Regions from separate parts of the Mus musculus genome. Here regions 1, 2, 3, 4, 6 and 7 are each linked to region 5. Evidence: chromatin loops called from intact Hi-C (ENCODE). Cell type or tissue: left cerebral cortex. All regions are shown on one strand.

What was found. A loop is a pair of places that touch in the nucleus more often than their neighbours do. Peaks named below come from ENCODE experiments on the same cell type or tissue, not always from the same donor. Only the 100,000 strongest peaks of a DNase experiment are listed, where the experiment ranks them.
Region 1: it touches region 5 in a loop (2.5-fold over the local background); 8 of 42 quality-filtered maps call a loop at or near these places.
Region 2: it touches region 5 in a loop (5-fold over the local background); 5 of 42 quality-filtered maps call a loop at or near these places.
Region 3: it touches region 5 in a loop (2.2-fold over the local background); 18 of 42 quality-filtered maps call a loop at or near these places.
Region 4: it touches region 5 in a loop (3-fold over the local background); 24 of 42 quality-filtered maps call a loop at or near these places.
Region 6: it touches region 5 in a loop (4-fold over the local background); 12 of 42 quality-filtered maps call a loop at or near these places.
Region 7: it touches region 5 in a loop (6-fold over the local background); 41 of 42 quality-filtered maps call a loop at or near these places.

The regions. Positions count from the first base shown.
Region 1 is chr8:46,557,905-46,561,904 of GRCm38, forward strand. It overlaps Cenpu (centromere protein U), which reads left to right. Exons shown (of 13, transcript NM_027973.4): 4 at 1,965-2,067; 5 at 3,874-3,934. Among named protein-coding and RNA genes, the nearest start is that of Cenpu, 7.8 kb to the left of the region's middle. In left cerebral cortex, a CTCF peak has its summit at 1,698 (motif pointing right); a DNase peak (open chromatin) is centred at 1,715.
Region 2 is chr8:46,240,045-46,244,044 of GRCm38, forward strand. No RefSeq gene overlaps it. Among named protein-coding and RNA genes, the nearest start is that of Slc25a4, 31 kb to the left of the region's middle. In left cerebral cortex, a CTCF peak has its summit at 2,042 (motif pointing right); DNase peaks (open chromatin) are centred at 2,059 and 3,193.
Region 3 is chr8:47,203,204-47,207,203 of GRCm38, forward strand. Stox2 (storkhead box 2) reads right to left here. Exons shown (of 4, transcript NM_001114311.1): 2 at 1-70. Among named protein-coding and RNA genes, the nearest start is that of Gm51570, 16 kb to the right of the region's middle. In left cerebral cortex, a CTCF peak has its summit at 2,494 (motif pointing right); no DNase peak of the experiment used is centred here.
Region 4 is chr8:46,668,965-46,672,964 of GRCm38, forward strand. Gm31111 (a long non-coding RNA gene) reads right to left here. Exons shown (of 3, transcript XR_378937.3): 3 at 1-1,750. Among named protein-coding and RNA genes, the nearest start is that of Gm31111, 8.0 kb to the right of the region's middle. In left cerebral cortex, a CTCF peak has its summit at 2,728 (motif pointing right); DNase peaks (open chromatin) are centred at 1,541 and 2,728.
Region 5 is chr8:47,368,703-47,372,702 of GRCm38, forward strand. It overlaps a transcript of Stox2 not described here. Among named protein-coding and RNA genes, the nearest start is that of Gm39171, 47 kb to the left of the region's middle. In left cerebral cortex, CTCF peaks have their summits at 2,224 (motif pointing left) and 3,130 (motif pointing left); DNase peaks (open chromatin) are centred at 2,197 and 3,091; H3K4me3 peaks cover 506 bases; H3K27ac peaks cover 260 bases.
Region 6 is chr8:46,970,828-46,974,827 of GRCm38, forward strand. It overlaps a transcript of Enpp6 not described here. Among named protein-coding and RNA genes, the nearest start is that of Enpp6, 14 kb to the right of the region's middle. In left cerebral cortex, no CTCF peak of the experiment used is centred here; no DNase peak of the experiment used is centred here.
Region 7 is chr8:47,014,162-47,018,161 of GRCm38, forward strand. The region is part of intron 1 of Enpp6 (ectonucleotide pyrophosphatase/phosphodiesterase 6); the gene reads left to right. Among named protein-coding and RNA genes, the nearest start is that of Enpp6, 29 kb to the left of the region's middle. In left cerebral cortex, a CTCF peak has its summit at 2,300 (motif pointing right); a DNase peak (open chromatin) is centred at 2,304.

The DNA.
Region 1 (4,000 bases), 810 kb before region 5:
CTGGAACTCACTCTGTAGATCAGGCTGGCCTCGATCTCAGAAATCCTGATCCCTAGTCTTAAAACACCACAAAGCGGGGCTGGTGAGATGGCTCAGCGGTTAAGACCATCTTCTGCTCTTCCAAAGGTCCTGAGTTCAAAATCCCAGCAACCACATGGTGGCTCACAACCATCCGTCACGAAATCTGATGCCCTCTTCTGGGGTGTCTAAAGACAGCTACAGTGTACTCACATATAATAAATAAATAAGTCTTAAAAAACAAACAAACAAACAAAAAAAGCCAGAAAGCTGAATCTATTGTCCACTGTGCCGGTGGAGATCTGGTGTGCAGGTGTCCCAGAATCCCTGCTCCGGCCTGAGTGCAGGTGCCCACAGATAGGATGCTGGGCTTTATGTGGCTTATACCGTGCTAGGCTTACGTTTCTGAGGAATCTTTGGTGCTGTTTACCACAGTGGCTGCCACACGTTATATATGACCGTTGGCAAGTGTGGGTCAGTTGCCCTGAGCTTATCTAGACGTGATCGTTTTGACTTTCTTTCCTTTCTTACTGTTTCCTCATTTTTCTCTCTCCTCTCCTCTCTTTTGCTGGTTATGGCTACCTAAGGGATGTGAAATGTATCTCACAGTCATGTGTGCCCTGCTGTAATGATGTCAAGAGTCTTCTTAATGGGCTCTTACTCAGTTGTAAGTCTGTATTGAAAAGGCGTCTTTTTGGATGCCACCTATGTTTAGACTGTTTTGTCTTTCTTTGTTGTTATAAGTTGCTAAAGCTGTGGAAATTCAAGATTGGTTTGTTTGTCTTTGTGCATCTGCTGATGACCACCCCTGCTCCCAGCTGTAGAATAAATAAATAAATACCCCTGAGAGCATCATGGACTGTTTCATCAGCCTTAAAACCATACAGTTGACAGGCTTGGTATTCAAGCTGCTGTTTATTTGGGGAAGTAAGTTTGTATGTCATGCTAACATTTGAGAACAGTGCTTGCTTGAGTCTTCCCATCTCTCCTTGCAGCAATTCAAGTGGGTCAGGACTTGACACCTCTTTTGCCTCTTCAGATTTTCCATCCCTGCCTTTCCTCCCTCCCCACAGTGCGGTCCTCTTACTGTCTTTCTCCAGCAGGTAGAGGCAGCCTGAGCAGCTCCTTTCCCTGTCGTCCTACCTTCTGCTCTTGGGTAAAGGCTCTTGCAGTCCAGGTGAGCCCGGCAGGACAGGTAGTGAGAGTATGGCACCTTCTCTGTAGGGCAGCATTCGTGTTCACAGACATTGCCCGCTAAATGAAGCCAGGGAGTGCACACTGTAAGCCTGAGTGGTTAGTAACTAGTGCACAGCCGCCCAGGAACGCTAGCATGGCGGCAAGGAAAGGCCACGCTGATAATACATGGAAATACAGATCAGTGATTTGAAAACAGTTCTTTTAAAAGTTTTGTTTAGGACTGGAAAGATGGCTCAGCAGTTAAGAACACTGGCTGCTTTTCCAGAGGTCCTGAGTTCAATTCCCAGCAACCACATGGTGGCTCACAACCATCTGTAATGGGATCCGATGCCCTCTTCTGGTGTGAGAGTGACAGTGTATTCACATACATAAAATAAATAAATCTTTAAAAAAAAAGTTTTGTTTAGATTTATTTTGTGGGTATGAGTCTTTTGCTTGTATGTATGTCTGTGCCATGTGCATGCATGGCGCCCATGACGGCCAGGAGAGGGCGCTAGGTGTCCTGGATTGAAGTTGGAGTTACAGAACATTGTAAGCTGCCATGTGGGTTCTGGAAATGAAGCCAAGGTCCTTGGCAAGAGGAAGTGCTCTCAACCACAGAGCCACCTCTCCAGCCCCCCAAAGCATGCTCTTAGTGGCAATAAGGTTTTCTATTACCGAGGTATAAGATAAAAAAAATATTTGGAAGTAGCCTATGAAACCGACTCTTTCGGCCATTTAAACATAATATGCTGTTCTCGTCTTTACAGACCCCCCTCTGCACAGTACGGCTATCTACGCAGAAGACGAGCTGTCCAAACACTGTGTGTCCTCCAGTTCCCTGGCCACCCACAGAGGGAAGGCGAGCAGAAAGTACGGCTCTATCTCAAGCTGCTGGTGTTTCCTGTTCGTTCATTCGTTCGTTCGTTTGTTTGCTTGTTTGAGAGGGTTATGTGTTGTGTGTGCAAGAGCACAGGTGCCTGAGGACCATGGCGGCTCCCCTGCAGCCTGAATTCCAGCTGGCTCTAAGTCTCCTGACACGAGAGCTTGGGACTGAACTCAGGTCCTTGGGAAGAGCAAGTGCTCGCAACCACTGCGCCATCTCTAGCCCTTAAGCAGGTTTTTGTTTTTGTTTGTTTGTTTGTTCTTTTTTTTATAGAAACTAAGAAAACTAAAGTCATTTCAGGATCTTTTGAGTCAGATTGTTACGATTGTCCTCAAAAGATGTAACTGGTACACAGCAACAACATTTTCTGTCATTGTTATTACGTATCATAATTTTGATTGGCACCTAGTTGGGTTACAGTGTTTAAGTGAATCTAGAGGGCCTAGTGTCTGTGGTGACGAGCCAGTATCTGTTCATGGGTGCGAGGGCTCTGCATCCTTTAGTGATGGCCTAAGTCATGAAATTATTGTCTAGATTTTAAATCTTTCTTGGGCTTATTCCCAGGTTATTTATCGATATTTTTGCTTGTTTGGTAATTACTATAAACGGGGCCTTTCGTTTTAGGTGTTGTAGTAAATTATATATGTGAAAGTATAAGCTTCTTACATTAAGCTCTTCCTCTGTGTGTGTGTGTGTGTGTGTGAGAGAGAGAGAGAGAGAGAGAGAGAGAGAGAGAGAGAGAGAGAAGAAGAAGAAGAAGAAGAAGGAGGAGGAGGAGGAGCCAGAGAATGACCCTGGGTGTTCTCCTCTATTGCTTTCTACCTTATTTTTGTGAGACATCCTCTGTAACTGAGCCTGGACCTCATGAGTTCAGCCCGAGTGGCCGTCCAGGAGCCCCTGGGAGCCTCCTCTCTCCACCTCAGTCAGTACTGGGATTACAGCCAGCTTTTTATGTAGGTAGGAGGGGCATTTGAGAGACCAGTGGCGACATGTTTTCACGGTTGGGGGTGAGGAGGGTGGGCAGTTATCTCGAGGACGAATGGAAGTGAATGGGCATGAGGCATAGTCGAGATGCACACCAGTAGGTCTGGGTGATGCCGGAGCAGAGCTGCCAGCCAGGCTGATCTGGGATTACTGCGTGGTCAGTGAAAGTAAGGCAGGGTTTGCATATAAGTACAAGAGAAAGTCAGGGCCGGGGGAGGCATGGGGAGAGCTTAGCATGTCCCAGGACCCCAAGAGGCCTCAGTGACAGTTGGCACCTTTGCCCCAGGGTGTTCAACTGCTTGTTCTTGCATCTCTGCCTCTTTTCTTTCTTCTCTTTATCTCTCTCTCTTTCCCTTTTTTCCTCTGTCCCTCCCCAGCCTCCTGGTTAGCTGGTCTGTCATGAATAAGCTGTACATCTGAGGCCCTCTCTGTTGAATCCGAAGCATCTAGCTTTGGTTGTTGCTCTTAAGTCTTCCACTCCCCAGTCTGCCTGTGTCTGCCTACCCAAGGCTCTAAATTAGAACAGGGTCTTCTGTGTTCTACAAGCAGCAGGCATTGTCCCAGCCGTAGGCCCAGCGATGCCCCACAGCGTTGGGAGCAGTTCTCAGACTTGACCACTCTGGACCACGATTGCTCGCTCGCCTAGGGAAAACTGATGTGAGCACACATGGGAAACGGGCAGTCAATCAAGGGTGACAGGCCCGCCCACGAGAGAGAAAACTCGGCACCTTCAGCTTGGTTTCACGCAGAAGCAGCGGGTAGAAAGCGTTATGTGAGACGAGATGCTGACGGCTTGTTGTTTGACACAGCTTGGACCCTTCTGAAGATGAAGCAAGTGGAAATGAGTCTATCAAGGTCAGCACAAAAAAGGTATGGGGAGTGTTCTGCCCTCTGTCGTCATTATAAGACACTTGGTGTTTTACTGGAGTACATGCA
Region 2 (4,000 bases), 1.1 Mb before region 5:
TTGGTAACCAAAACTGGGTTCTCTTCAGAAGCAACAAGTGTTCCAAACTGCTGAGCCATATCTCCAGTCCCAATTTAATAATAAATTCAATAGCTCTTGGCTTATTATACCAGGTCTTCCCCATCTCTCTCTCCCTCCTTTCTTTCTTCCCTTCTCCTCCCTCTCTCTCCTCTCCTCCTTTTCTTTCCTGTGTGAGGAGATCAAAGACAAATTATGGGACTCAGTTTCCTCTTAGAACCGTGTGGGCTCTAGGGACTGAATTCAGGGTCTTAGACTTGATAGGAACAATCTTGCTGAACCACAATATTTGTATTTGAAGCTGAACTATATCCCAAAAGTTTGATTATAGATTATAGTCATATGAATAAACCATTGTATTATATTTAAATAAATCCATTTTTAAAGCACCACTTACAATAATAGAAGTAAAAGATACCCCTCAAAGTCTGGTAAGAGATGCCACTAAATTCAAACCACCACATTTACCTTTTTAAAGTGAGGTTTCAAACCGACAGAAAAAGAGAACAGTAGCCAAGGCTAGATTCCTGACCCTATATGTACTTTCTATCCTGAGACATGGAATTATATATTTGATGTTGCTTTTATAGTTTTTGTGACAAGAGAAAAATTAGCCTCGCCTCTACAGTAGCCAGAGTTGGAGTCAACTCCACAAATTTATTTCAGTGTACTCTTCTCTCACCCGTCCATTTTAAAGTAAGCATTCAGTCAAGGCAACTATTTCAGTTCGGTCCTCTTTTTGTTCTTTATTTGCTTTTATCTTATGGGTACGTGTGCTTCTTGGCATGTGTGTATAGTGTCTGAGGAGGCCAGAAGCATGTTGGATGTCCTGGAGTTGGAGTTAGAGGCAGTTGTGAGCTGCCTGGTATGGGTGCTGGGAACTGAGCCCAGGTCCTCTGGAAGAGTAGCGAGTGCTCTTAAGTGCTGAGCCATCTCTCCAGCACAGCACCCCCCCTCCTCAGCTTCATTTTAAGTTTTGTTTCTATGCTGATTACTCTCTCTTTTTTTGGGAATTAAAAAACCAGTCATTCTTTACAGTACCATACACACTGGAAATCTTTAGTACAGAGACACAATACCACTGAGTTTAAGGCTGTTTGCTACTGTCTGTCCCATTAGATTTAGTGTATATGAGCTACATTGAGCTCTTTGATCCACTTGAACTTGAGTTTTGTGCAGGGTGATAAATATGAATCTATTTGCATTCTTCTACATGTAGACATCCAGTTATACCAGCACCAATTTTTTTCATTTGTTTGTTTTTTGTTTTGTTTTGTTTTGTTTTGTTTTGTTTTTCAAGACAGGGTTTCTCTGTATAGCCCTGGCTGTCCTGGAACTCACTTTATAGACCCAGCTGGCCTCAAACTCAGAAATCCGCCTGCCTCTGCCTACCGAGTGCTGGGATTAAAGGTGTGCGCCACCATGTCAGGCCAGCACCAATTTTTAAAGATGCTTTCCCTTTTCCATTTTATGGTTTTGGCTTCTTTCAGAGAAATAAGCTTTAATTTGCACTTGTGCTAAAGTGATGGGAAGTTCTGGGACCAATCACAGTTTGGTGTACATGCCATTCAATACCCCTGAAGAGTTTCATCTTGAGAGCTTGTCAGGTGTCTGTCTCTGCTTTGGGGCCAGTCTCACACTTGGCTGAAAGAACCCCAACCTTGGACCCTTGGGTTTTGTCTCTAACACCATAACACCACTTCTACCTTGGTTCTGAGCACAGGTTGAAAATCCCCAGTCCTGGTGGTTGAAGCTGGGTGTACCGATCCTGGTGGTGTTTCAACTTACAGGCACCAATCATCAACTTAGCGTTCAAACTGCAGTGCTTCAGTTCGGCATACAGTAACATGTATGGTTAGAGCAAGATGGCAGGCATACAGTGGGGACAGGGAGACATGACAGACACATTTTATACTCCCTTCCTTATTTCCCTCAGCTCTGAGGTAAGTACACACTCCCATCTTGTAGATGAAATTGGAAAGGTGGGAACCACACCCTTTTGCGAGCATGAAAATCTCGTAGCCACTAGGTGGCAGTGTGTACTCAGTTTAGACTGAGCTGTGCAGTCAGCGCGCCCATCCCTACCCCCATGTGATGGCTGGCCAAGTGCTCTTTAAAACTTTACTCCTGCATTCTAAAATTATCTTGAACTCTGCGCAACGCCCACAAACCTTAAAATGTATTTGTGACATTATTCAGTGAGTTTAACTAAGTGAAGAGATACGGTAAGTGTTGGCACGTTGAAAACACCGAAATGTTCTTAAAGTTACAACACTTAAAAAAAAAAAAAAAAAAGTCTAATTGAATGCGAAATAGGCCTCTGATAACCACTATCATCTTTCTTTCTCTCTCCCTCCTTTCCTCTCCCCCTGTCTCTTTTTCTCTTCTTCTTTCCCTTCCTTCCTCTGTCTCTCTCTCTAAATAATTTTGAAAAACAATCAATTCAAAATTATTTAATCTTTTCTAGTTGAAAATTCCTTTTTCTCTTTAAAAACTTCCATTCTATTCTTCTATTCTTTTATTCTATTCTATTCTATTCTATTCTTTCCACAAAATCATACCAAAATAACACATTTTGTGCTTTAAAAGCCAGGCTTTCTGTACTGTGCTTCAGGAAATGGACACATGAAGTTGAATGTTTTATATTTCTTGTGACCTTAAGATGCCGTCTCTGTTTTGCCCCTGGGAGACAGTCTCTGATATCCTGAACTTATTGCGCCTTTCAGAAATGGTCATAGAGAAAAGCACGATTAACTGGAAATGCATCCTAGGATACATTAGGGAGTTTTCCCTTTGGGGGAGTTCTGGTCATTTCCTCTCCCAGGCCCTGTCCACAGTGAGATTCTAAATGAGGAGAAAAAAAAAAAAACCTCTGCCTTTCCTTTGAGTAGCAGAAGCATAGTGAAAAAGCAAAGAGAATCCAGTATAGGGAATGCTTGTTAATTTTAACATGACACGGGTAGAAAAAGTTTAGAAAAAAATTATGTATTTAAACTCAATGTTTAGACATCAGTTTCCTTAGCCGGGGGTGGGGTGGTGTTAGCAATGCCTGGAGACTGTTTAGGTCCTGACAGCTGGGGGCCGGGGAGCTGACATCTGGTAGGCAGGGGACAGGGATCTGCTCTGTTCCTAAACCAACACAGCTGAGCTTCAGGAGCCCGCAAAATGTGATCCTCCGCAAATGTGTGTGGAAAGAAAAGAAAATGAAAGGCAGGAAAGGAGTCACTGCTGCTGGAGAGACGACTGGCAGAGTCTAAGACGCTTGAGATCATAGTTGCCAAGGCTAGGAATAACAGTTCCGCTGTAGAGCGCTTGCATGAGTAAGGCCCTGGGTTGGATCCCTAGCCCACCTCCAGACAGGCAGGCAGACAGACAGACAGACAGACAGACACACACACACATACACACACACACAACCCTGGAAATAATCTTCCTAGGGTTCTTCCTACTTTTTGAGGTCATTCCATTTTCTCAACAACGAAAGAAAGAAAGAAAGAAAAAAGAAAGAAAGAAAAAAGAAAGAAAGAAAGAAAGAAAGAAAGGAAGAAAGAAAGAAAGGTAGGAAGGAAGGAAGGAAGGAAGGAAGGAAGGAAGAAAGAGTGAGAGAGGAAGAAAACCTAGGACTAAAACTAAAATTTTATAAATTTTTGTAATATACTCATTTTTATTGGCTTGAAAAAATAAAGAAAAAATGTCTTACCACTTAAATGATATGCATAGAGAGTAATAAACAGAACCTGTTTTATATAACCCCACTTTGCCTAGATAATGGTAACTAAATAGCATTACTTTATCTTTTCAAATACTGTATGTTGGCCTCATTATTTAATTTATATAACACTAATAATAGAAACATAAAACATTACTACAGGCTCCCAAAGTGCCTACTTGACAGTTGTAGAGCTGTTGTTTTGTTTGTGTGTTTTGAGGTCAGGCATTACTGTGCAGCCCTGGGTGGCCTGGAACTTACCATGTAGCTCTG
Region 3 (4,000 bases), 170 kb before region 5:
CAAAGGATTTCCCCGAGTGGAATAAACTGAGACTGACTGATGGGGGACATACTGATTGGTGACACATCACCTGCGGGAAGACAAATTTGCAAGTGAGCGGGCTCATTAGAACACCCCGCCATTTGTCACACGCAGCCCTTCACATGTGCACGCCCTCCCATGCCTCTCTTCTAGTCCTCAAATTAGGAAGTCAATCAGCTCTGAACACCGAAACGTGCCGGGATCACAGCGGACTCCACTCCTGTGGAAAGACTTCCACGCACAGTGGATGCTCAAATCATCTCGGCAAGCAAAACTCCCCTTTAAAAACATGAGCTCTCGTAACCGTGAGAGTGCTAACATCTTGTAACAAACGAGGCTCTGAAAAATAATTTTTTATTTTCTTACCATGGGAATGATTTTTGAAACAACTGTTCATATTCCAAGAAATGCATTTGTGGGGAGAAACGGTGACCCATTCATTCAAATGTTGAGGGTCTTCCTGTGGCGGCCATCTGCCAGAGGAATTGGGAGCTCACAAAGATAGAGAAGCAGCCCGTCCACAACTGTCTTTGCCTTGGAACAGTTCTATTTGAGTGGAGGAGGCAGCCATGGAGATCAAGGTCACGGTGTTGTGACATACACACAGCAGCCAACTGAACAGCCAGCCCAGAAGAGAAGACGGGTCAGCATCATATACAGCTGACAGCGGGACTCGTTGTAGGAAACTCTGGGACTTTTCTAAGGCCTTGAGATCTGTGTCTGATGTCAAGGGGCATGAGGGCGGTTGTTGCCTGGGAGCTGGTGATGCATTCAGGGCTGTAGAGAAGGAGCCCTGCTCTATAGGAACCACCATGTGACCACAGTTGAGCGCTCAGGGCTTTCATCCTTTGGGGAACAATGGCCAGTGGAAGAAACTTAAAGAATAACGAAGCAGATGCGAATTTAAGAAAACTGACTGTGGCTGCCCGGCAGATGATCTCCTGGAAGGAGACAGAGCAGTTTATAGTGGAATAGACACCATGACCTTTTTACCTATTTGCCTGCTAGGAGGGATGATGGAGACAGGGGAAGCTGAGAACTAGCACTGAAGGGTGAGAGATGCTGATTCCTTAAGTATCAGCCAGTAATGTAAACTTGGCTCTCGGACTCAAAATTCTTTACAGTTTGCAGATGGTCCAGCTGGGTCCCCAGGATTCCTAGAATTTCCTAGACATTTCTGGGGTGGGGATTGTTTGGTTTTGGATCCTGGGACAAGGCACTGAGGTGCATATTTTACAAAACAAAGCAGATCTGGCCTCCAGGTTTTCCCAGCATCCCTCAGTCCCTATCTGGCATACCTGGTCCCCAACCTTAAACTTTCCTGCCCAAGGACTAGGCTGCCCTTCCAACACAGGCTCTCCCCTCTCCTCTCCTCTCTTCTCCTCTCCTCCTGAGTTCAATTCCCAGCAACCACAGGTTGGCTCACAACCACCTGTAATGAGTGAGATCTGATGCCCTCTTCTGGTGTGTCTGAAGACAACTACAGTGTACTTACATGTAACAATAAGTCAATCTTTGAGCCGGAGTGAGCCAGGACAAAGAGAGCAGAGGTCCTGAGTTCAATTCCCAGCAACCACAGATGGCTCACAACCATCTGTACAGTTACAGAGTGCTCATATACATAAAATAAATAAATAAATCTTTAAAAGAAGATTTATTTTAATTTATGTATGTATTTGCGTATATGTGTATGTGTATATGCATGTGTGTGCAGTGCCTATGGAGGCTCCTGGAACTGGAGTTACAGGCCATTGTAAGCCACCCAATGTGGATGCTGGGAACTGAATACAGATACTCTGGAAGACATTTCTTGGTCTTAACTGCTGAGCTATCTCTGCAGCCCCTCCCTCCCCTCCCCCCTTTTTAAAAAGATTTATTTATTTTATGTGCGTGCACTGTAGCTGTCTTCGGTTACACCAGAAGAGGGCAGCAGATCTTATTATAGATGGTTGTGAGCCACCGTGTGGTTGCTGGGAATTGAACTCAGGACTTCTGGAAGAGCAGTCTGTGCTCTTAACCGCTGAGCCATCTCTCCAGCCCCCTTCCCTTTCTTTTTATTGTTGCTTTTTGAGAATGCTTTCTCAAGTAATAAGCTAACACGGCTGGCTCAAGCCAAGGCTCAGATCAGCCTGAAACATTGAGTGATAGCCTCTCCAGAAGCTATCTGGGTGCTCTAAGGTAGACCATCCGCCCTGCTGTCTGAGCATGTAAGGCTGAGATGAGTTACACCTTCTAGGCTGTAGAAGAATACAGAGGACTCCAAGGGAAGAACTTGACCCCAACTTTGAAATGATGTAATGAATGAAATCAGGCACCGGAACTGGAGATCCCTGAGTGTTGGGCTAAATCCAGCAACTGTATTGGTCGGGGCAGCAGAAACAGTGCCCGACACTTGGGGCTTGTGTCCCTCTCCCAGCCCAATTCCAGTTCAGTCTCCCCTCCCCAGAGCATCACTAGGGGGCTCCATCAGCTCTGCTATGGCTTCAGTCGGGTATGGGAGGAGCAGGTCAGAGTACTTACAGACAGAATCTAAATTCAGCACGGGCCCAAGGAGATGTTTTAAAGAATCAGCAGAAATTAGGGAAGGAGCTAACATAGAACCCACAGACTCTAGAACTTCCTAAAGCAGAGCCCTCTGAAGAGCTTTTATAATGTCTGGTGGAGGAGGAGTGGTTAGAAGTGAATGCAAGGGATTTCTGGTTTCTACTAGGAAAGTCAGTTTTGTGCATTGAGTGGGCAGGGATGTTCAGACCACAGGGCAGACTCAAACAGTTTCCAAACACGATCTTATTCAAAAGCACAGGTGAGCTTGCGCTGATACTGCAAAGCCAGGGAGGGGGATGGGCACAGCCAGTGCCCTTCAGGCTCTCAGTAATCTGACTTTGACTTGAGAGGTGCGGAAGCTTGAGTTTTCTCTGAGTTACTACTCTAGCCACAGGGACCGCAAAGTCTTCCCGAATGAGTCTAAAAGTCTGTGGTAAGGAGGATGGGATCTGCTACCAAAGGGGAAACCCAAAGCAGAAAAGCAGATTCGACCATCTTTGGATCCTTCAAAAAGTAAAAACTTCTCAGAAGACCAAGCCGCAAAGACAGCACTCTGTGATTTTTGCATAGCTTACAAAAGGCTTCCCTACACAGATGCCAATTAGCAAAATCAACTAGTTTCTGCTTGCCCTTCCGCATTACAGTTCATTTCTGTACATCCTTAGCAGCTTCTTCTCTTTCACTGAGTGCCATCTCCCCCGCCCCCTGCACGCGCGCGCACGCGCGCGCGCACACACACACACACACACACACACACACACACAGCGAGAGGCAGAAACTGAGCACTCCTCAAGTATAATTGCATAAATAAATAAATAAATAACCTGCACATTTCACATAACAATGAATATGTACAGTAACTTTTTTTTCTGGGATACAGAGAAAATGAAATGGGATGCTCCAAATATCAGTCTCCTGGCCATCTCATTGTTATCTTGCTTTAAGATAACATTAGTTCCCTCCTACATCCATTCCTAGGTCAATCCACACCGTCTGTACCAGCGCTCTCTTGCACACCGTCTGTACCAGCGCTCCCTTGCACTGGTCCCTGAACTCCAGCTGCAGAGCCATGCCACGTCTCCCACATGCCCACTCCTACCGAAAACTCCCATCATCTCTCACCTGGCCGGCTATAATAGCTTCATGGCGTTCAGCCTCTCTTGCTTGGTTTTTAATAGCCCCTTTCTACAAAGCAGCCAAGGTTCTCTCCTGAGAAATCATAAATCATACTATTTCCCTGCATTGAACCCCACAGCACTGCCTTTGACACTTGGAGAGAAATCTGACTCCTTATGAGTTCTACAGGATCTGCAGAGTTCCATCTGCCTACCTCTGTGGGATCAACCCTGCCCACCCCCCAACCCCCCACTCACCAGCTCCTTTCTCATGACAGGCTCACAGCCTTGTGCTTGCATCATGCCAGGTTCTTCCAGAA
Region 4 (4,000 bases), 700 kb before region 5:
ATTGAGCGGCAAGCTCCACCCCTGAGCAAACAGGTTTCAGGCTGGGGGAAGGTAGACTACACAAGTGCTTCCATTAACTTATTATTATGTCTGTGGCTATGCCACACTGAAAATGGCCAATTTTACCTGATCTCAGCTGTCCTTGTAAACTTCAACTGTCAGCTTGACACAGCCTGGAGTCATTTGAGAAAGGAGCCTTGACTGAGGCCACTCAGGTCAGATTGCCCTAAGAGCATGTCTGTGAGGTATTTATCTTGATTGTTATTTAAGATGGGAGAGTTCAGCCCACTGTGGGCAGCATCAATCCCTATGCAGGTGGACTGTGTAAGGAAGCCCTTACTAAGTAAGCCCTTATCTAACCAAAGGTGAACCTGTGAGCCAGGAAGCAGTGATCTGTTGTGGTTTCTGTTGCACTGCCTTGGCTCTGAGTGGGTTCCCTGATCTGAGGGAATGCTGTGTAAAATAACAAGCAATCCTGGCTTCGGGTTCACAGGAAAATAAAACACTTTTTCCCTAAGTGGCTTTTGGTTATGGCATTTGCCATAGCAACAGAATCAAAATAGAGTAGAAGCTAAGGACGTCTGAGTCTGGCAGTACTTGGGTGGGAGGTTTACTGTTAATACTGTGTTGATACGTTCAGCTAAGCCCAGCTCCTCTTTGTTTTCTGTGTTGTATGGGACCTGCAAAGCTCACCTGCTCCATCCATTTTCTCCTCACAACTTTGTCTCCTAGATAGTCTTGTAGTCCTTCCCTCGTTATCATACTTCCAAACAGTTTCTCTGGCTTTGGGCATTGTGAACATTTGCTCTTCTCCCTCTCCACCACCCTTCTAAGATTTATTTATGTGAATAACTGCTGTATGCAGGTATGTAAACTACAAGAATTCCTGCTCATAGAAGCTAGAAGAGGGAGTCCAGTCCCCTGGATCTGGAGTTACAAGTGGTCACAAGCAACAAGTACTCTTAACTGCTGAGCCACCTCTCCAGCCCCTGAAAGTTTACACCTTTCGCTGTTTTATATGGGACCAACCCAAGCATCCCTGGGTTAGCATTTCCTTCCTAATGTCTCTTGGGTTTGATGATATTAATGATATTATTGTTACTACACGGATATCAGCAAATGGAGAAGTTGACGGTATTGCAGGATCTTAGGAATACATGAATAATAAAATGAAGTCATTTGCCTCTGTTATGTGGTTGTGCATTTCTGGTTCTTCACAGAGTAAATTTAACGACTTTTGGAGGGTATGGTACAATTTTCCAGTGAGTATTACATCTTATCATCTCAGACTGACCTCAGGCATGAGAGGGTATGTTTGATAGAGACACTATTCTTTTTAGGGTGCAGGGGATCTTCTGTATTTTCACATGCTGAGTTCCAAGATTCAGTTTGTATCACAGTCAACATATTTGAAAGTAGAAGTTGCATCTGCACTGAACATGCATAGGCTTTAAAAAAAAAAAACCTGGCACCATTCTCTAAGCATACAACAATGACTCACACAGCACTGACTCTGTACAGGTGTAAGGAACACAAACGCAATGGAGAGATGATTTGAAGTATCTGGAGGCTATCCCAAGGTCCTGGGCAATGCCATGACATTCTATGTAAGGAACCAAGCCAGCCCGAGATTTGGTACCCTGGAGGAGGAGGCTCTGGAGTAACTCCCCACAAACTGAGAGAGAACAGCCGTTGCATCCAAAAGGAGGAGGGCGGGGAAGAAGCTGTGACAGGCACGGTATTGATTTACCTGTAATAAGAAAGAATGGAGTGTCCTGAAACCACATACTCTTTCCTTAAAATAAAATAAAATAAAATAAAATAAAATAAAATAAAATGCTTTGAGATAGTATCTAACTGTGTAGCCCAAGCTGTCTTGAAAACTTACTATGAAGTCCAGGTTGGCCTTGAACTCTAAACCCACCTGCTCCTGCCTCTTAAGAGGTAGGGTTGTGAATATGAACTAACCAGTACCCCCAGAGCTCATATCTCTATCTGCATATGTAGCAGAAGATGGCCTAGTAGGCCATCACAGGGAAGAGAGGCTCATTGGTGCTGCAAACTTTATATGACTCAGTACAGGGGAATGCCAGGGCCAAGAAGCAGGAGTAGGTGGGTAGGGGAGCAGGGCAGAGGGAGGGTATAGGGAACTTCTGGGATAGCATTTGAAATGTATTTAAAGAAAATATCTAATAAAAATAAATTTAAAAAAACTAAAAAAAAAAGAGGTAGGGTTGTGGGCAGGAGTTACTGCTTCTAGTCTGAACTTTTGAAACTTTGCCAACTGGGGTGCAGGGGTAGAAAAGAGCAGAACTAAAAAGGCTACAACATACTTTATATCATATTATGTATCAATATACAGATGTATATGTAATACATATATATTGTATATTTAATACATATAATATAATATATATATATATGATTTTGGGTCATTCTTGGGAAATAATGTGACTGTCTTCCATCCAAGACCCTGCCTTGCTGATCTCTGCACACAAATGTCCTGGCCTGATGTTCATAGTTAACATGATTAATTTCAATAAATACTCATTGAATAATTTGGAATATGTTCAAAACACATTTTAACAACTCTGTACATAGAGATAACTCTGTACTGTAGAGACAACACTCTAATGTCTAGGTATATAAAGTTATTGATTATGATATATGACAACTAGCTGTCAGGCACAGGCTCTCATGCCCGCCTGGCTGTGCATCCTCTCTCCACCACGAGGGGGAGCCATAGATAATAAAATAAACTCTAACCTTTCATGTCCATAACAAAAAATAGCCCCTTATTTTACATTAAACACTAAGGTACTATTAAATGACAAATGCTTATGATATACCTGAAAGTTTTAGCATTGGGTTTCCCACATTTATTGTTCTATAGATTACCTTAGTCTATAACTCTATGGCAGGGTTGGTTGCTTCTCATCTGTTGATTGATGGGTTAGTCTAAGATTTCTCCCAACATTGAGACACATGATTTACTCCTGGTTGAGCCACTTTCTGACACCATTCTGTCTTGAGGTTTTACAGTGTGGAAATAAATATTAAATGACCAGATTCATCTCCGGGTCAGGAGTGATGGATCCACTCACATAGAACCGGAGTCTGGGGTAGAGTCCTCAGGACCCTCTTCTGTCTCCCCTTTCGTGGTCACTGTATTTTACGACGCTTAAATGCTGACAAAGGTCCAACTGATAATAACGTTATCAGTCATTCAAAAATATCAGGTCAAAATTTTGAAACATGGACTGTCTAGAGAAATCTGCTGTACCTGTCATCAGATGAGGTGAAGAGTAACAAGGGTCTAGATGAGCCTTTATTAGAATTTCTGATATCAAAATTAGTAACAGCTTCTCTTTCCACCTGGCTTCTGATCCATGTGTGTATTTCATGAGCAGGCAGGCAATGATCATTCAGAAAATTGTTTGTTTGTTTGTTTTTTGCTTTTTTTTTTTCAAGACAGGGTTTCTCTGTATAGCCCTGGCTGCCCTGGAACTCACTTTTGAAAGTGAGGATCTATAAAAAAGGAAATTAGATCAAAGATGGGGGAAATAACCAAAGGTCTTGTCCTAGTCTCTGTTCTAGTGCTGTGAGGAGACTCCATGACTGTGGTAACTTTTATAAAGAAAATCATTGATTTTGGTGTAACAGAAGTAGCTGTGAGCCCTACAAATGGACCCGAGGGCAGTAGGAAGAGTGAGACCCTGGGAAGTGCCTGGGATTTTGAAATCCCAAAGCCCACTCCAAGTGACACACTTCCTCTAAGAAGGCCATATCTCCCAAGCCTTTCAAGTAGTCGCAGGGAAGAACTCAAATTGATGAGGCCGTGGGGACCAACTCTTCCCGTTTATTCTTAGGGGTTCTAAAACAGAGCTTGAAGTGAACACTCGGAACTGGTTGTTTATTGGGGAATTAACATCAGGAGGACGAAAGCAGGAAGTGTGACATGACCAACAAGGAAAAGTACCCATGATCCTTTGCTATCCCA
Region 5 (4,000 bases):
GTAGGGCCTGGTCCACAGTACCTCCCTGACTGATGGAGGAGGGCCTGGGCCACAGTACCACCCCTGACTGATGGAGGAGGGCCTGGTCCACAGTCCCACCCCTGGGCAGGTGGACCTGAGTTGTGTAAGAAAACAAACTAAGCCTTGGCGAGCAAGCTAGCTTTCCTCTCTGCCTCTTCTTGTCCCCACTCCTGCTTGAGTTCCTGCCCTGACTTCCTTCAGTGATGGACTATGACCAGGACACAAAAGGCAAGTGGACCCCCTTCTCCGTGAGTTACACTGCCTCGTGATGTTCATCACAGTGATACAGGACAAACCAGGCCATGGACGGAGAACCTTATCAGACCCATTTGTTGAGCCTCTCTGATGATGAGCAGTTTGCAACATAATATAGGAAAACGCCCCCAGCTTGGTATGCCACAAGAAGCCAAGATTTTTTTTTTCTTTGTCCTAAAGCAATTCCCTCCGTGCCAGCCTGACCCTGTTTAGACACAGCCTTGCTCTACCTTTATTAAATCTATAAAGTTACAAGCAATTCGAGTCAGACCACTGTTGTACCACTTCACACCTCTTTGCCTGGCAGTAGCCGGTTCAAAAGTCAAAAGAAACTGCAAACGGAGTTCCAGAGCACCTATAATTTACTTTTATAACTATTGAATCATTAACAGGGACTTCTGGAGGTAATTAAAGGGAAATGGATAGGCCTTGACTCTCAGGTTGGGAGTTTTCATGTTTGCTCTTCACAGCAAAGCAACAGTCTGCTCTACTCCATTCAAAGCATCTGAAAAATTAGTCCAGTCATGTCTCAAGGAACTAGAAAGCCGATACAGCCCAGGCAACGATCCTGCATGCTCAGGGAGGCTCGGTTTTGCTCGGCGCCTGCCCGAGGCCGCCTATAACAACCCCAGATTCCTAAACGCTCAAGTCAAGAGAGGCAGCAACAGCTAAGGAAACGGGGAATTACCTGGGCGCTAGGTAGAAATGACTGTGTCTTGTAAATGAGCACGAAAGGATCAAGTGGCTTCATTATCCATCTAACTTCTCCAACAGGGGATTACATAAGGAAATTAATTACCTAAGCCAGACGCTGGCAAGCACGCAGCAAAGCAGGCTGAAGGCAAAGCCAGCATTCATTTTTCCCATAGAAATGGCTCCTTCAGATTGTATGACTGCCTGGGAAACTAAAGTCTTCCCGACAGGAGCAGAGTTGCCGTACCCACTACGGTAAAAGTGACCCGGGGGTGCTTTTCATTGTTCCTCCTCCCTGCGTTCTTGGGACAGTCCAGTTGCCCCAGTCACCTGGGATGTATTCCCAAATGCCTCCAAGATGTTGTTTTCCCGGCCTCCTTTTCTGAATGTCGAGTGGACTCAGAACCGTCATTCTCAGTGGTCGATGACTCTGAGCGACCTGGCAACCAAATGAGCTTCGTTTTAAAAGCAGAAGTAGACTGGATGTGAGAGGCGAGGCAGGAGCGGCCGGCAGACCACAGATAGTTCTGATCATCTTGTTACACAAGTTGAATATTTCAGGTCCGAAAATATAAAACCCGAAATGTTCCAAATTGCAAAACTTTTCGAACGGTGAAAAGAAGCCACCCATCCAAGACTCCACACCTGACTCATGAGAAGCTTGAAGCATCAACGTCCAAACAGAGCACGCTAAAGATTCCATCTAAGATCATCTCCGGGCTACACATACAAGTACAGGAAACATAGGTGAATTTCCTGTTTAGACTTGGGTCCAGTCCTCAAGATATCTCATTATGTTTATTAAAATATACCAAAGTCCAAAGACATCCAAAACTAAAACCATTTCTGGTCCCTAGCACTTGCGGTAGAGGACACTCAATACCAAGATGATGAAAACACTCACGGATCCACAGCTGTGAGGTCTCTCAGAACTGAGTAACCACGTTCCTGAGCATGTACTTGTAGTCAGACAAACCATAGCAAACTCATCGCACCGAGGAGAGTTATCTGGCCCCTGAGGTAAGCTTATCCTACTAAAATTCCCATTGCCGTTGCATCTTGTGTTTTAATCATTTTCAGTGGGAGCCTTTGAGCTGAGAGGATCCCTGACAGTTTTATAGAGTCAACGTACAGGACATGGCCACCCCACACAGTGCCCCAAATACCCCGCTTATGTAAGTCTCTGCTTGCTCTTCCTGGAGCAGCAAACGGGCCTGTGACCTGGTTCTGCCTTTCTTCGCTCGCCCCCTAGTGGGGAGACTAAGGCTGCGACAGCAGCTCGAAGAAGAGGAAAAGAGCCTGGAGAAAGGTGTCTAGGACAGGGAGACGGGGCTGGGCTGCCACAAAACCAGAAAGGACGGATACTTAAGGCAAAACATGGTATTTTCCCAAGTTATATAGAATTTTTATTTTAAATTATGCATGCATGCTCAAAAGAAATTAGCCCTTCATCCACCTGTTGGAACTAACGAGCTAGAGCTCTCAAATTTAGACTTGACTCTTAAATGAAAGAAAAATTATATATGTTATTGCATGGGACATCACTTTTCACTCAATACACCCCCACACACACTGCCTGGCAACTAACACACATACATATGTTCTCTCTCTCTCTCACACACACACACACCAAGAAAAGATGTTTGCACCCAGACTGTGTGCACAGCAAGCCTCTCTGGTGTCACTTGAAGCCAGTGTTTTACAAAAGAAACCAACAAAGAAAACCCTTAGTGTGTTGTGTGTTCAGCCAAACTATTCTGGACACAATACCAACAAAGGGTGGGAACTCTGAGCAGCCGCCCTGCCGTAACTCCTTCTGTAGACTCTGCACCTACATTGTTCTTACAAGATGAGGCCTCTTTCTCAGATGTAGCTTATAACAAACAAAACAATCCCAGCATTGCAAATGATTGCCATGAGATCACTAACAAAAGTGTGTGCCGTTATGTGGAAATCACGAGAAGCCAAGGTGAAAGGTCATGGTTCTAACTCCGAACTTCAGTTTTCCTCCATAGCCCATAGTGTAGCCTTTCATAAGGTCACAACTTTCCCAGCTACAAAAATTAGAGACTTGAAAGCTTCCCTCAGAGTTTCTACCCTGGCTTTGATTATCTTAAAAGAAAGTGTGGGCACTATGCCTTCCATTTCCTATGGTCATGGTGCCCTCTAGTGGCTTATAGGAGCTATGACATGTGTAGGTTGTGCTTTCTTTTCTTTCCTCCTTTCCTTTCCTTTCCTTTCCTTTCCTTTCCTTTCCTTTCCTTTCCTTTCCTTTCCTTTCCTTTCCTTTCCTTTCCTTTCCTTTCCTTTCCTTTTTCCTTTCCTTTCCTCTTTTCTTTTCTTTTCTTTCTTTTCTTTTTAACCTGGGAGAACGGTAGGTACAACCTTTCAGTCAATTTGTCTAACCATGGTAACCAGGCATCTGGTCAAATATCCATCTAGATGCCACTGTGTATGTTTTAGATGAGAATAACACTCAGTTGACTCTGGGAAAAGCAGATTACTCTCTCTGATTTGGATAGATGGCCATGGGAACTCAGGCAGCAGGCACCTTTCAGAATCTCCAGCCCCGATCTCCAGCTTGTCTTCCTGTCCAGTTTGGCCCGCTCTGTATGTGCCTGTGTGTCCGGGGAGGAGAAATATGTGTAGAGGGGATGTTCTTGGGGGTAGGAGACAGGGTGCATAGCACTGAGTCTACATCCTATGTCTTTGGAGAACCGTAACAGGGAAAAGGGAGTAATAAATCAAATTACCATACATAAATGTAACAAATTATACACAAATGTAACAAATTATCATACACAAATGTATCATTCCGGGCCATCGGAAAACATTTTTTTTTCTTTTTTAGTTTTTTTTCGAGACAGGGTTTCTCTGTATACCTCTGGCTGTCCTGGAACTCACTTTGTAGACCAGGCTGGCTTCAAACTCAGAAATCCGCCTGCCTCTGCCTCCCGAGTTCTGGGATTAAAGGCGTGCGTCACCACGCCCAGCTGAAAACATTTTAATAACTACAATGACCATAAAAATC
Region 6 (4,000 bases), 400 kb before region 5:
AGTGTCATATTTTACTCATGTCTATCTAAGAGAGTTTAAGTGTTTATTGTAACTCATTTTTAATTGCGTGTGTTGGGTAAACATGTGGTACGGCCGTGTGTGAGTATAGATGCCCACGGAGCCAAGCGGTGGCAGATCCTCTGAAACTATAATTACAGGTGTCTATGAGCCATGGGACTTGAGTGCAGGGGACCAAACTCTGGTCCTCTGTCAGCGCAGGCAGTGCTCGCTAACCATTAAACCACCTCTCCAGCTCTAGCCAAAGTAAGAACAAAGTAAGGGCTATCAAAAATGGAAGTTGGCATCTTGGGCTCCCTGGTTATTGCTTCCTCTCACTCTTGAGAGAGTCTTACTTTGCCCTGCAATGAACACTATCTGCCTCCCACCATTCTACTCCACGGGTCTCCTGTGAATTCTTTCCACAGACATCACAAAGACCTGGGAGCCGAGAGGATGTCCTAGAGCCACCTAGGCAGTGGGTCTCAGAAGAAGCACCTTCTAGAGTCCTGGCTGCCTTGGGGTTCAGCTCATCACATTCCTGGCAGCCCCATCAGGTTTGGGGAAGGTTTTGTTACATTAGATTTTTCTAAAACCCAATTTAATACTAAACTCATGAAGTAACTAGTGTACATTTAAAGAAATAATACATTCTCTCTGCGACCTGTATGCCACACTTGCTCTTTTATAACATAAGATCTGTGGGCGCTGCATGAAGGTGGCCTAATGTCAGTGTTTGGGTCTAGAAATGGTCACTATTTTTATTAAGATGAAAAAATTCTCTGTGAAATTTTTTATCTGAAAGTGTTTTGAAGCCACGGATCTCTTCAGAGAACAGGCTCCCAGTACATAATGGAGCGTTGTGGTCCAGTCCCTTACATAGAGAGGACAGCCTGGGATCAATAATGACCAAATGTCCCAAGTAGAGAAATGTTGTCCCAGAGAGTAAAATTTAGGCCATTTTAGCCCCCCATGACCCTGTGCAAGGAGACGTAGGGTGACTATTAACATTTGTCAAGGAAGGAAATTGGCACCCCCTCCTGCATCTGACGGCGAGGCTCCATGGAGACAGGTGCTTGCTGTGATCTGACAGCAAGCAGCAGAAATCATTACTGGTAGTGCAAAAGGTCTCGTCCAGACCGCTTTATAAGAAAGGAGTTTATCAAAGGTACTGCACAGAAATGCAGCCAGAAGCAAGCAAAGGCAGGCACTGACGAGCCCTCTCCTCCTTCTTAGATGATAAGCAAAAGAATGTGATGTTCTTAATTTACTGGAAAAAGGGAAGGAGCAGGCAGGAAGCCAAAAAGAAAGTTTATTTTTCAAAATAATAATAATTTAAATCCTGCTATATATCCAGAACTGTGTGCTCTATAACTTCTAAGAGACCTGAAGGAATAATGACTCTTTAGGAAGATGGTCCTACCCCGTGTCTTTCTCTAGTTCACTTCCTGATACCACATTCCTCCGAACCTAGCCCTAACAAATCCTAATTCTAACCCTAACAAACCTTAGCCCTAACAAACCCAAGTCCTAACCTTAACCCTACCCCTAACCCTACCCCACTCCTATATAGGTTACAGTGGACCCTTCACTGTGTTTACAAAATGCTCCCCTAAGTGTAGAGCAAGGGACTTTTTCTAATTGCACCCCAGCCCTGCTGGTATATAAAGCACTATCTTAGTAATTTATTACCTTCTATACATAAATGTATTGTTATGGCCTCACAGACTGTTAGTGCAGTAGCTTTACTCATGCCCATATTTATCCCTAAGTAATAGGAATTTTTAATTTCACTATAATCATGTGAGATCACCATCGTACCTGCAGTTCATTGTTGATGTTGACCTAAACATCATTTTAGGATGCACAGATGTATTAGCAAGACAGACCGAGCTATGTACAAAATGTGTTCAACATCATAACTCAGAAGAGTTTATCCTAGGTATGTATGGCTGGCTCAGCTTTCGAAAATCAACTAATAGAATCAATTACATACAATAGAAAACTCACAGGGGTATATCAATAGGTACAGAAAAAGATTAATAAATCCAATAGCTATCCATGATAAAATCTTAACCTAAACTAGGCATAGAGGGGGAGTCCCTAAGGTTGAAAGTACTATGTATAAAAGTTCAACAAATAACATAATTAAAATAATGTTAAAGCCTTCCTAGTGTGTTGAAGAACAGTGTAACACAGTGGCCTCTCATGGCCCAGCTTCCACAGTATGTGGGAAGACCTAGCTAACAGCCTGAGAGGGGAAAGGAACAGTTGAAACTATGTTTATCCACAGATGACATCATCTATGTAGAAAAGCTAATACGTCAATAAATAGCATAAGAAAATGGAGCATGCACAGCAAGGTTGCTGGAAACAAGGCAATGATAGAAAAACCCATCACTCTTCTACAAACCAATAATGAATAAGTAGCATTTAAGATTAAAAATGCAATGCCATGTGCTATTAGAATAGCATCCACAAATGGAATAGGTGGGAAACCTAAGAAAATAAGAAAATATGTATAAGACCTGTTGGATGAAAACTATGAAATCCCAGTAAACACTATTTCTTAAATGACTAAGTAAATGGAGAGAGATGCTATGTTCACAGATGGGAGGGCTGCCAAGTCTTAGTTACTTCCCAAATGAGTGATAAATTCAGTCCAATCCCAGTCAAAAGCCTAGAGCGTTATTTTGTGGGTAGCCGATCCTAACGTTTATAGAGAGACAAAAGGCAAAGATTACTGAATTTCAATCATTATTTAGGAAGAAAAAAATTAGGGAACTGCTGCTACCCAAAACTATAACTCTGTATAAAACGACAATAATCAAAATACTATGGCACAGTGCAATAATAGATCAATGGAAGAGAGCAGGGATGTCAGTAAGACCTACATAAATAGACCAACTGAGCCTTGAAACTAGAATAATGCCAACAGGTGGAGATAAAAAAAAGAAAAGCCTTTACAACAAAAGATTCTGAGGTAAATGGACATATTAGATGGCAACAGTAAAGAGAAAACAAAAACAAAACACACCACCAACTGTCACACCCACTCCAGTGGAGTCTGTGTGGCAAGTCCAAAAGCGTGGCTGCAGTCCTAAGGTAAAAAGTTTCATGAAAATTTAGTCTCCTGGAGAGTCTCTGGTGTCCCATAACCAGATTTGTCCCTGCAATAGTGTGGAGGTTCTTGCATGCTTTCTTGCAGTATTTTACTGGGTAAGAGCTAAAAATCTCAGGGCTAGTTCAACAAAGTAAACTTAGAACAGCCAGGTTACTCCCATAATCAAGAATTTACAATGACCTAGGAAGAAGGAGGGTTGTGGTTTAAGGAGGAACTAGAGTATTGCATTATTCACGAAAAGGTTAGCAAGAGCAGAACCCCCTGGTTCAAGTTTTCACAAGGCTCAGAGGAATAGCATAAATTATGACTAGGGTGTGAAATCCTCACCTGGCTCCCTAATGGCTGACTTTAGAAAGGGCCGCCTTTTATCTCAGTTGTAACCACTGCCTAGTTCCTGCTAGTCTTTATGTATGCATTTCTCTGTTTTGTGTCAGATAACTTCAATGTACCTTGGCTGATGTGTCACCTAACTTCCTTATTTTCTTCTGTAAAATAAGTCAGATGCTTGCTTTGAGAAATTACATTCAGATACAGCACTCTTCTCTGTGTCAGTGTCTGTTTGTCACTTTTCACCGACTTCTTGCCCACCTGAGTACTGAAACCCTGGTTCCCCTACGGGTTGAGGGACTGACTGAATCCCTCAACAACAACAGTGTAGGCCTTAGTTACATCTATCCCCAAAGTAAGCCAGAGATTTAAATACCACAAGAAACATGGAAGAAAGCATGAGGGCCATTTGTTGTAATAATGGATTTTTAGATGGAATATCAAAGTCACAATCCATAAAATGAGTAATTAAAGCCAGATTTCATTAAACTTAATTTTTAAAAATTGTATGAGTATAGGTGTTTTCCTGCATGCATGTCTGCATACCACATG
Region 7 (4,000 bases), 350 kb before region 5:
TTCAGAGGTTCAGTCCATCATCATCAAGGTGGGAACATGGCAGTCCAGGCAGGCGTGGTGCAGGAGATGCTGAGAGTTCTACATCTTCATCTGAAGGCTACTAGAAGACTGGCTTCCAGGCAGCTAGCGCTAGGATATTAAAGCCCACACCTACAGTGACACACCTACTCCAACAGGACCGCACCTCCTAATAGTGGCACTCCCTGACCCAAGTATATACAAACCATCACAGTGGGTGTTATGACAGAGGGTGGACACTCTTAAGGGCCTCAAACTCAAGTCAAGCAGATGGGGTGGACAGAACTCACGTAGTTCTGTGGGTGGAGCCAGACACTTCTCATTTCCTTGAATGCTTACCCCTGGTCCCAGTGACACGGCCTGATCCAGTCTCCCAGCTTCTGTCCTAGCCTTTCTCAATTCACTCCATACAGTTTCGAGGAAATCTCTCAGGCTACTGGATGGGAAGGCAGCTGTTTCTGCTTTTACGGATGTGAGGAATGCAACCATCCTGGGGTCTCTGTGGAGTGGGGGAGGCAGATAACTCAGCACAATCAGAAACTAAACTTCAATCTCAAGACAGAAAGGGTGAGGACAGAGTCGAGGGTTGAATTTCTCTCATGTCTAAGAGATTAGGAACAAGTTTTCCCTGGCCAAACATCCACCAACCCACAAAGTCTCAGGCAGTGTCTTCCTCGAAGGAGAATCATTGGATGTCTCCCTTTATATGTAGAATAAAGCTATGCATCCACATAGTGGCTCGTCACTCTGTCAGCCTCTCTCATAGTGTCTCCCTTGTTTCCTACCCTGCCAGACTCTCCTTGTCTTTCAATGTGCTGAGCTCTCTTTCCTCCAAGGAAGACGTTTTTCCCTACTTGATTTCAGTGTGGCAGCCTCAGGAGCATCGCAAGATGGCCACTGGGGTGTGATCCCTGTCTTCTAAGATACCTCCTCAGACATGTGAAGCTGCACCCTAGTGTGGGTTCTTAACGTCTCAGCTCTACTTGCTGAGTTTGTCTTCCCGGGTAATTTACATCTTTTTGACTGTTATCTCAATCCACTGGTCTCTCTTGCTTACTGCTTCATTGCAGAACCTCAAAATGTACCTAGTACATGGGTAGGTTAGAAGAAAATCACTGGGGTGTAATGTCGATGGCTCAATCTGCAAAGCACTTGTCGCGTAAGCACAAGAAACTGAATTTAAGACTTTTAAAAAGAGTCAGAAAACCTTACCTAGATGGGTCAGATGTCACTCAGGGATGGTGGTCTGTCTTGCTGACTATAACTATGTTTGAATCCCCCAACCCTAACCCTTTAGTATGAAGACAGGCACAGACCATGTTTATGATAACGCCAGAATTTTCTTTAAGAAAATATTTCAGCATGGGAAGAAAGACATGTGGAGTCGGGACACAATGGTGTGTCCTGTAGCTATCACTGTGTAAGAGGAATCTGGGAGCTGAGGATGTGAATCACACTCTACCCTGCCCAGGACTCACCTTGCTACATGCCATGTCTCCTGTTCTCTCCTGTTAGCTTCCTTGATGTAGCCTGAACAGCCCTTCCAGGGAGCGCCTTCCAGGAAGTGTGTCTATACTAGGACCGTTTCTTCCCAGCTTGGCTACCAAAAGGAGACTCAGCATGAGTAACTCACAGACAAGGCTTTACCCCAGCCAGCCTGGATCCCAGAGCATCTGTCACTGTGGTCATGGGTGGGACACTGTCCTTGGACCAGTTAAGACTAGGTGCAAATACTTTGCCCCTCATCTCAGCCCAAGGTGGCCCTACAAGGCACTGAGTGTACCCCGGGTGAGATGTGAGAGGAATATCCCAGGGAGTAGTCGGAAGTACTTCAAGAGGGAGAAACTGTGTTGGAGACCAGTGCTCACCACAGTGACCATACAGGGTTGGGGTAAAGAGAAGTTGGTGACCTAACCAAGAACAGGAATGAAAGCAAGGAAGGAAAGGAGCGATGGAGTGAAAAATGATAAAATATAAATATGAATTTAAAGTCCTGGAAAAGAGAGCAAAGTCCAGTAAGGACCAGCGTGCTTGGTGGTGGTCTGTGAGAATGAAGACTCAGAAAAAATGACCAGTAAAATCTTCATCCTGTCCTACGTGGCTTCCAGAGCCATCGGTGTCAGAATTCCTGAAATGTTTAGTATAGTCCAAAGCAGATCTAAGAATGCCATGGAGCTTGGAGAGTGTTCAAGACACACAACGAAAAGGCTAGCGTGTTGCTTGGCACACCAGTACGCCTACATCTGGCTATCATTGAGGGTAGCAGAGATTATCTTTACCACCACTAGAGGGCAGTGTCAGGCCAGGCATTTCTCAGGTCCTAGGCAGGCGTTTTCTCAGCTGTGTTGGATGTTCTTTGGTCAATTACTTGGTCAATTATTGAGTCTAGCCGGCACTCCTTGCGATCCTTTTAGCTTCACCTGACTGTCCAGAGTAAAGTGTGGGTAGTAATGTCTCTTTGATTTGTCTTTAAGGAGATGGGAAAGTAAATAACACATAAAAAATACACAGCCCATCACCAACCCTTCCCAGACACCGTTTAAAGGGGCCGCACTGCTCAATAAGGCTGTCCTTTCACGGAGATGTAGCTATCCACATGCATTTACCAGTGGCCTGTGTTACCCCGGGCACTGACCAATCACCATTTAAGCTTGGCGGAAGGCTTGATGGTGTCCAACTTTCAAATAAGGAATCAGGGCAGAGGGTGTATGTCAGTGGCAGAGTCATTGCTTGAGCAAGGTCCTGGGTTCCTCAGAACTTAAAAAACGGGAGGCGGGGGTAACGGAAACGAAAAGCAGAGAAGAGAAACAAAACCCAAAAAGCATCGCAGAAGGGAAAACTGAAGCTTGGTGAAGCTTGGTGGGTCAAGTTCACAGATTGGAAAACTAAAGCCCGGTGAAGCTCAGTGGGTCAAGTGAGGTCCAGGGCTGGTGGGGAGTAGGGCTGGAATGTCAGCTTTCGCCTGTCGTCATCCAAAAGGATTGTAAGGCCACAACTCACTCACAGGTCCCGAACTCCTGTTCTCACATTTCCTGGTGCTGCCTGCTTGGCTAACTTAAAACATCAATAAAACACACCAACACACACAGAGACACACCCACATGCACGCACACACACATACACACACACACACACACACACACACACACAAGTGGAATGGAGCCCTTGAACTGAAATTATCAGTGCAACAAAGAGATTCTTCTCACAGCTAGCAGAGTGCTGAGTTGCTCATTGAGTGTAGTCTTTCTTCCCTGAGGCAAATTATCTTTCAGCACAGCACCCAAGAAGCACAATACACCCAAATTGTTAAGCAGGACCTGTGTCTATTCCAGGTTCACCTGTTTATAGTCTGATCACTGACTGGGACATTTAAGCTGTGGCTATAATAGCGACATTAGCTACAGGAGAGCTGTTCACCCCTGACTACAGAAAGAGACTGGTCTGACTTAATGGGAGTGTCTGGACTGAGGCTGTGAGCTTAGGTAGGCCAGCAAAATCTAGCATCAACAAACTAAATGACTCACACTGGCAAAAACTGAGCTTCCAATGGGCCAATGAAATGGCTGAGAGTATCTGCCGCTAAGCCTAGTCACTTGAGTTCAATCCCTGGGCCTAACATGGTGGAAGGAAAGAACTGACTCTAGCAAGTTGTCCTCTGACTGCCACATGTGCCTCATGTATACACACACACACACACACACACACACACACACACACACTCACACACATATATATACACACACACATACACAGGCATACACACATACACTCTCACATACATATCTACACACACACACACATATACTGTCACACACATACACTTACACACATGCACACACACACACACACACCCAATAAAGATGATCAAGGAACTTTCTTTAAAAGTATGTAGGATATAACAAATCTGGATGATAACTAAAGCTCTGCATGCTTTTATTTAACAATATATCAGAAGCCCAGGATCTGGAGACTTGCTCTAAAG